Regions from separate parts of the Homo sapiens genome. Here region 1 is linked to region 2. The links are chromatin contacts, found by Hi-C or POLR2A ChIA-PET in ENCODE. All regions are on one chromosome and are shown on one strand. Each heading gives the region's core, a stretch centred on a gene start or an enhancer-like site at or near the end of the contact. The rest is flanking DNA. Distances are from core to core; before and after follow the strand shown.

The links. A loop is a pair of places that touch in the nucleus more often than their neighbours do. ChIA-PET counts read pairs that join two places held with the same protein, here RNA polymerase II (POLR2A). Pooled maps may share reads with other maps.
Region 1: a map of endothelial cell of umbilical vein shows a loop between it and region 2 (5-fold over the local background). The contact joins the enhancer-like site here to the promoter of RWDD2A in region 2. A Hi-C loop is called at or near these places in 1 of 168 maps with a recorded cell type or tissue (endothelial cell of umbilical vein) and 6 of 50 pooled maps. POLR2A ChIA-PET finds 5 or more read pairs at or near these places in 1 of 52 experiments (activated T-cell).

Annotation. Positions count from the first base shown.
Region 1 is chr6:85,459,376-85,463,242 of GRCh38, reverse strand. The region is part of intron 1 of NT5E (5'-nucleotidase ecto); the gene reads right to left. Among named protein-coding and RNA genes, the nearest start is that of NT5E, 11 kb to the right of the region's middle. Within about 2 kb of position 1,807, at least 14 of the 41 ENCODE cell types and tissues checked have a DNase peak (open chromatin) inside an H3K27ac peak, as active enhancers do; they include endothelial cell of umbilical vein, where a contact is called at or near this core.
Region 2 is chr6:83,191,358-83,194,725 of GRCh38, reverse strand. It overlaps RWDD2A (RWD domain containing 2A), which reads right to left and starts at 1,369. Exons shown (of 3, transcript NM_033411.5): 1 at 1,283-1,369; 2 at 74-414. The coding sequence starts at 274. PGM3 (phosphoglucomutase 3) reads left to right here and starts at 1,461. Exons shown (of 13, transcript NM_015599.3): 1 at 1,461-1,547. RefSeq lists silencers at 1,071-1,440, 1,741-1,810 and an enhancer at 999-1,498.

The DNA.
Region 1 (3,867 bases), core at 558-3,057, 2.3 Mb before region 2:
AATGCACTTTTCTGTAATTTAAGAGAGCAAAGCCCAGCAAAATGATCTTCAGTATCTCCAACAGCAAAATCATAGAAATACAATGTGAGCATCTGGTCCACCCCCAGCTCCTCACCCCCACCACTTTCTTTATGTAGGAGAAAACCTAAAACACTATTTTTAAAAAAAGAATTGATGATCTTATATGAAAGAAACTTTCCACACTCACACAGAACAATTAACAAACTCTCAAAAAAATTGTTTCATTCACAAACAAGTGCCAGTAAGGTATTAGTAGAAATATAAAGGTAACTTGTAAATTAAAACACAGAAATGAAAACAAGAAAACCTGGGCAATTGTCCAGAGAGGGCTACTGGAGTGCCAGGCTGTGAATTGTGAAGCTGCTGGCTAAGCTTTTCACCTGTTTCCAAGCAACTTGGTTTCTCACTTTACAACGAAGACATTGCTTAACTACTTTTTACCAAGTTTGTTTCAAATCCTGACTTCTGAAAAGTTTTAATGGTTCACGCACCAAATCATACCAAAATGGAGCCCATTTAAAAGCAGCAGGTGGAGTGAGTAGTTTTATTAATCATTCAGTAATCATCTGCTGGGCACTGGTGCCAGAGCTCACCTGGTGTCACAGAGAACATAGGGTCAATCTGATGTGTGAACAGACAGACACAGTGGACAGATGGTTAGAGACATGTGTGCAAGGTACAGCTGATACACCAGAGACAGACGTCTGCAGTAGAGGTGTTATGGAGAGACCTCAAAGATGTCACACCTTGAACTGTGTCATAAGCAGCTCATGGCATCCAGGTGATTTGGTGCTCCTGGAACTGAGGGCACCTGAAAATCTGGCAGAAAAAAAAATGATGCTGCTAAGAGCATCGCTGGGAGATCAGGGAGGGTCTGTATGGTGTCCAAGGAGTCAGGGCTTTCATTTTGAGGGAAGTGGGAAGCCTTGAAGAGAAAGTAGGGCTGGAGGCAGTCCGGGGGTGCTTGGAAAGCTCAGTCTGGCAGCCTGCAGTGAATGGATGGGAGTTGTGTGAGCCTGGTGGTGAAGAGACTGGCAGGAAGACACCTCTCCCTCAGGGGAGAGGTGACACAGCAAGTGGGGCTGTGGGAATGTGGTGGGGAGGTGACACTGAGGGGACAGTGCAGGAGTGGAAGCCACAGGAATATTCAGCTGGCTGGGCATGAGGGCACGGGCAGGAGAGAGGATGGGGCTTCTGGTGTTTCACTGCTCCTCCGTGCATTTCCAACAGGAACCATATGCATCCTCACAAGTACCTCACTCACAGCGTCACTGGAGCTAAGCGCCCTTCTCTGCTGGTGGTTGGCCTGGCAGGATAGGGAGGAGTGGGGAGCTAAGGGGAGATTGGGGGCAGAAGGAGCAGTTACCCCCAGTCTCTCTAGACAACTCCACAAAGTGTCTCTTGAAACAGAAGAGAGAGGGGTGCCAGGCCTCTACCCCTCCTGTCCCCTCCCATCTCCCAATGTCTTAACTCACTTTGCCTGGTTTCAAGCTGGGGCAGGACGGAAATGGGTGTGGGAGTTGGGGTGTCATCTCAACCTTTGGAAAAAGCCTAACTAACTGTTAACTCTTGGAATAAAAACTCTGCTGCAGGTTGAGGCAAACTAACCAACAATGCTGTACCAGTGGCTCGTCAGAGCTGGGCCATGGTGATCTCCTCACAGCTTTATATATCTGGAGACACCCATTTCCCAGTTAAGAAAGCAGCCTCTGTCTCAGGTGCAACCTAACTGCCTCTTGGCCTGTGAGGCATTTTTAGCCTTCAGGGCTTTGTGGCTCGCTTGCTTTTTGTGGTTCAATTTCCTGCTAAAGTTATCACTGTGGCTGTTGTGTTCATTTGTCAGAGGCTTTCAAAACAGAAGTCTTTACTATTTTGGTACTCCAGGCCAGAAAGACTGTGTTTTGTAACCTTTTTTCCATTACAACACACATAGAAAGTGATGAGACTTGGACAGAATTCAAGGTCACATGGATGGGGCTGCCAGGGGCAATGGGATAAGGGGCTGAAGGACCAAAAACTCCAGCCTCAGGATTTAACTCTGTCTCTTTCTCCCTCCCTCCAATTATTTATTTGTTCATTCATTCAGTAAATATTTACCAAAGATTTCTCCTGTGTTAGATACATTTTAAGTGGTTATAGGGATCAACTAATGCATATTATTTAATTATTTAATAACAGGGAGAGGGACTGCTTTGATCAATCAATTCTAACTGGGGAGATCAGGAAGTGGGAGATTTCTCTATAAAAATAAAATGTTCCAGAATAGTAAGAGGCCTTAATGGAAGACCGCAGGATATCCACTGACCTCTGTGTTTCCTCCTGCAGACAATGCAGGCCAACGTCCTGCAGGCCAGGGTCAAGTCTGAGGCCTCCATCCTGGTTCCTGTGTTAACCACCATCTCTGACCTGCTCTCACACCACGTGTTTTCATTCCTCTTGCTCTCACCCCAGGAGTGTTCTCATGATTTCTTTCATTCACCCATTTTCTCAATACCAACGGCAGCATTCATTTACAGGTGAAAAGAGTAAATGGAGAAGTGGCAGCTCTTCCTTGGAAGAGCTTTGGGAAAAAAAAACATAGAAGTTGGCACATGGCCTCAGGACAGTGTGGTCATGCAGCAGAGTTTCAGTGTGACTGCTAAATTCAGTTGCAGATTCCATCCACATTGTGTGTGGGTAAAATGTGATAAAGAGAAAAGTCAGAAGGATTCTTCCCTCTTTATCTAAAAGTATTACCTCTACCATTTGTTACTTGCTAAAGATATATTTTATTGTTGTGAAAAAACCAATAAATAGATTCCATGCTTATTATTATATTAGTACAGGATGGAAAATAATTTTATCTTGAGCGCCATCTCTAGTTGATTGACAGTAACTCCTTGCAGTATGGGGATAAGGAGGGTTCTGAGGCTCAGTCCAAACACAGTGGGAAAGGCTGACTAAATCAATTGACTTCTCTCTTCTTAGGGACAAGTTTTTCTTAGCATCTGCCATGGACAGGGTAAGGGCTAGGGGAGGGTCACATAATGATATCATGCATTTGTTTGCATTTCAACTTGGGTGAGTACCCGTTTAATTTAGTTTCTAAGAGATGATAATTGAATGTTATTTTGAATTCTTTTTAGCATATGAATAGAGATATTATTACTTCATAATTACCTGAAGTAATTTCCAAATAAGGTCATTGTATATTCCCAAAGGGAAGGTAGTTTTTGGCCTGTATAGAGAATTCATGTGAATTACAAGCCAAACTTTATACACAAGCTTTCTCTCATGCCTAACTAATTGCAAGGTATTTTTAATAATCAAAACAAGAAACTTGGATTCAGAATATCTTCATTCTTTGATCGTTGATTCATATGACCTTCTGGGTCTTATTCTTAGTGAACAGGGTTTACCCAAAGCCACTGGACTTTTATAAGCTATCCACATCAAATGTAAATATTGACAAATACCCCCAGAAGGTGTTAAAAATACCAGACTGTATCCCACAGGGTTCATTTAACAATAACAACAGGATTTTGAGTCACAGAAGAATAAAATCTCCTTTGGTTCTTCACATTTTCATTTGGTTTTGGCTTTAAACATCAGGCAAAATTCCAGGTATTTGGGTTTCAAAAATACTGGGCTGGGCTAGGCTAGGAAATGGAAACTAGAGGGATGAGGCAGTAAAAATGTTCCAAGTGATGACAAGAGGCTGAAACATGTCAGAAGGGAAACAAAGAAATGTTAGACGGTAAAACAAAGGATAGCAGAGTTTCTTTAAAAGCAGTGTAGGATGCATGATGCAGAAGAAAAGAATTTTTTTGTTCCACATAAATAAATTTTAATAATGTCAAAAAGCCA
Region 2 (3,368 bases), core at 120-2,619:
ACAGAAAGCTCATGTTCTAGATGTTTCAATTAAAAACTGGGCACCTGGCAAACACTTAAATCAGGGTACCTACCTTGGGCTCTTCAATCTGGAGTGTAATTACAAATTCGATTTTTGGTGGCAGCGCCTCCCTTGTGCCTTCCAAATACCTCTTTATATTCGTCAGGGCATTTACATCTTCAAGTTTTACTTCTCCTTGGTTAGGAAACATAGAAAACAGCATTTCCATCTCCAGTAGCTGAAGCTGAAGGCTTTCTTTCACCGAAGCAGACATGTTGCCTCGCAATCAGCCTGCCTGGAAACCTCACAAGGCTCAGGGACGCTGGGTTTGTCAATGCCAGCCGGTATCCAGCGAAATTTCCCGAAGGTCCCTTTACGTGGAAGCAATTCTGCAGGAACGCTTTGCACCGAGAGCTAGGGGCACAAACCAGACACTTGCACTCTTCTTTATTTCCTGACTCCAAAATCTAGTATGCACAACATCCTCTAAAACACTCCGTAAAAACCCATATTCTGCGTACCCGGGCTCCGGGTTCCCGCCTCCCGCACCCCGCACTAGATAGGGGAATCTGCACTTTCAACAGGTGTTTGGAACTGTCCCGCTGCAGGTGGCAGGCAGACACCTGCAGACGCTCTGCAAGCCTGAATTCTGGGAAAGGCTGGGGCCCGGCTTCCAATCCCACCCGGGGCTCGGGCTTGGGCGGAGCCAGACGCTGCGGCGAGAGAGGCCGCAGTGCCAGCAGGATGGGCTCCGAGTTCCCCAGCGCCAGTCGCCACCCCTCGGTCCTGGACTCGCGGACCGCCCCCCCCCAACACCGCGGTGGCCTTTTCGCTTGGGCCGCATTCCAGGGCTCCGGACGTTTACGATTCACTGGCCTCTGCCCCGAGGGACCCAGGATAAGGGTAGGGGGTGTCTCAGAGGTCATTAAATAAAAGATGTTTACAGTGAGCTGGGGGAAGGGGGTACCCGGGGAGACGGCAGCCGGAGAAGGCTTCCCAGATTCAAAGGTTTGGGAGATGACCTCGACGTCGGAGAGGGGGATGCGGGCCGCCGGCGGCGCTCACTGTGGGCGAGGTCGCCCTGTCCGAGGCCCAGCGACGGGGCTGATTCCCCACCCCCGCCCCTAGCCAAGACCACTAGGAACCCCGGCTTCCCAGGAACGCAGGGCCTGCCGCCCCCAGAGGCCCGGATTTGGAGGCGGAGGCTGTGCCTCCGCGGCCGCAGTGCTCTGAGGGCCCGCGACCCTCGGCCCCAACCCCCGGGCCACCGCGGGGGCCTCACCCTTTCTGGTCACTCAATGGTAACAGCCCCAGACCCCGCTCGGAACCGCAGCCGCAGTTCCTCAGGCGCCAGCTGCGCGCGACCTGCGGCGAGGCGGGGGCGGGGCTGGCGGATAGTCCTCTGCCGTGATTGGCCAGGGGGCGTGGCGACGAGCCGGAAGCCACGCAGGGCCACGTCTGCGGTTCTGAGGACTGGGTTTGGGTGCAGACGTTGTTGCTTGGGCGCTTCTCCGCTGCGTGTAGGTGAAGGGGGCTTCCTGACCGAGGTAAGCCGGGCCCCGAGGCTCGGAGTTGAGAAGGGAGACTACCGGTCGGCAAGGGCTCGGTGGGAGCGGGACAGGTCAGATTCTCGGCCCGACGGAGGGGCTAGTGGTCTGGCGGGCGACTGACCGAGCGGCGGAGCGCGCGGGACACACCTACAGGCCCCTGCGCCCCGCGGGCGGGCTGGTCGGGACGGGCCGCGGGTCTCCTGCCGGGGCTCTGGTACGTGGACCTAGGCGGGGACCTCAGGGTGGAGTGCCGGGAATCACCCTTGTGCGGTGATTCGAGGGTAGGCGGGAGAGAGGCACCAAGGAGATTTGAAGATTGAATGGAGAGTAGGGGGATACTCTTAACTTTTTGCGTGGACGCTGGATTTGGCAAATATGCTTTCAATAAAGGCATTCGCAGAGGCATTGAAAGTAGTTGTAGGGCCTAAAACGCATGAAAGGATGAACTCATATTATCTGGACCTTTTTTTTTTTAATGGCTTTTTGGAGTTAACAGGACTGGTTTACACTCTTATGAATAATCATGACACATAACTGACTGCTCAGTTTTTACAAATATGTATTCATCCTTAGGAAAGAGATCTGATCACTGTCTTGAACTAAATTAGTTTACTGAATGCCAGCTTTTTCCAACTGGACAAAAGCAAGTATTTTTCACCATTTCTTGCAAGTTCTGTTCATTGAAGCAATGAAGGACAATAAAGAAAACAAAATTATGAGGCTAGCAGCTGGCGGACTGCTCCTCATCTCTGGGCTAATTGGGAATTAATTGACCCAGGAAATGTAGTATATGGACTACTGAAGGAAAACTACTGACTGAGGTTGGAAACCCCAAGTTCCACTTAATGGGAGTATCCCAGAGAAAACAGTATTAGTGGGCTAAGGGCCGATTTTTTGTTGTTGTTTGTTTTGAGACGGAGTCTCACCCTGTCGCCCAGCCTGGAGTGCAGTGGCGCGATCTCGGCTCACTGCGACCTCCACCCGCGGGTTCAAGCGATTCTCCTGCGTCAGCCTCCTGAGTAGCTGGGACTACAGGCGCGCACCACCACGCCAGGCTACTTTTTGTATTTTTAGTAGAGACAAGGGTCTCACCATGTTGGTCAGGCTGGTCTTGAATTCCTGACCTCGTGATCCGCCCGCCTTGGCCTCCCAAAATGCCGGGATTACAGGCCTGAGCCACCTCACCTGGCCTGTTTTTTTTTTTTTTTTTTTTTTTTGAGACCGAGTCTCCCTTTGTCACCCAGGCTGGAGTGCAGTGGCGCGATCTCGGCTCACTGCAACCTCTGCCTCCCGAGTAGCTGGGATTACAGGCGCCAGCTAACACGCCCGACTAATTTTTTTGTATTTTTAATAGAGAGGCGGTTTCGCCATGTTGGCCAGGCTGGTTTCAAACTCCTGACCTCAGGTGATCCGCCTGCCTTGGCCTCTCAAAGTGCTAAGATTACTGGCGTGAGCCACCGCTCCCGGCCGATGTTTTATTTTTAAAAGTAAAGGAAAAAGGTGGCATTCTTTCAGAAGAAGATATTGCTAGTTTTAGAGCAACATCTTAGAAGGGTGTCCTGATTGTTTTTAGCAAATGGAAAAAGATCTGGGTAGTCTTGGAGAAGAAACTGTTGCCTTTTGCTTTTCCTTTAAGAATATGTCTCTGTAGTTTGGGAGAAATAGCAAAAGAACCACAAAGATTTCTCAGATATTTGGGGATATGTAGTTTCAGTCCACTCAAGAATCTGACTTTAGGCCTCAATCCGTCACCAGCTATCTATGTTAATTTAGGTTAGTTTCCCTTTTTGTAAAATGAAATGATCTTTGAGCTCATTG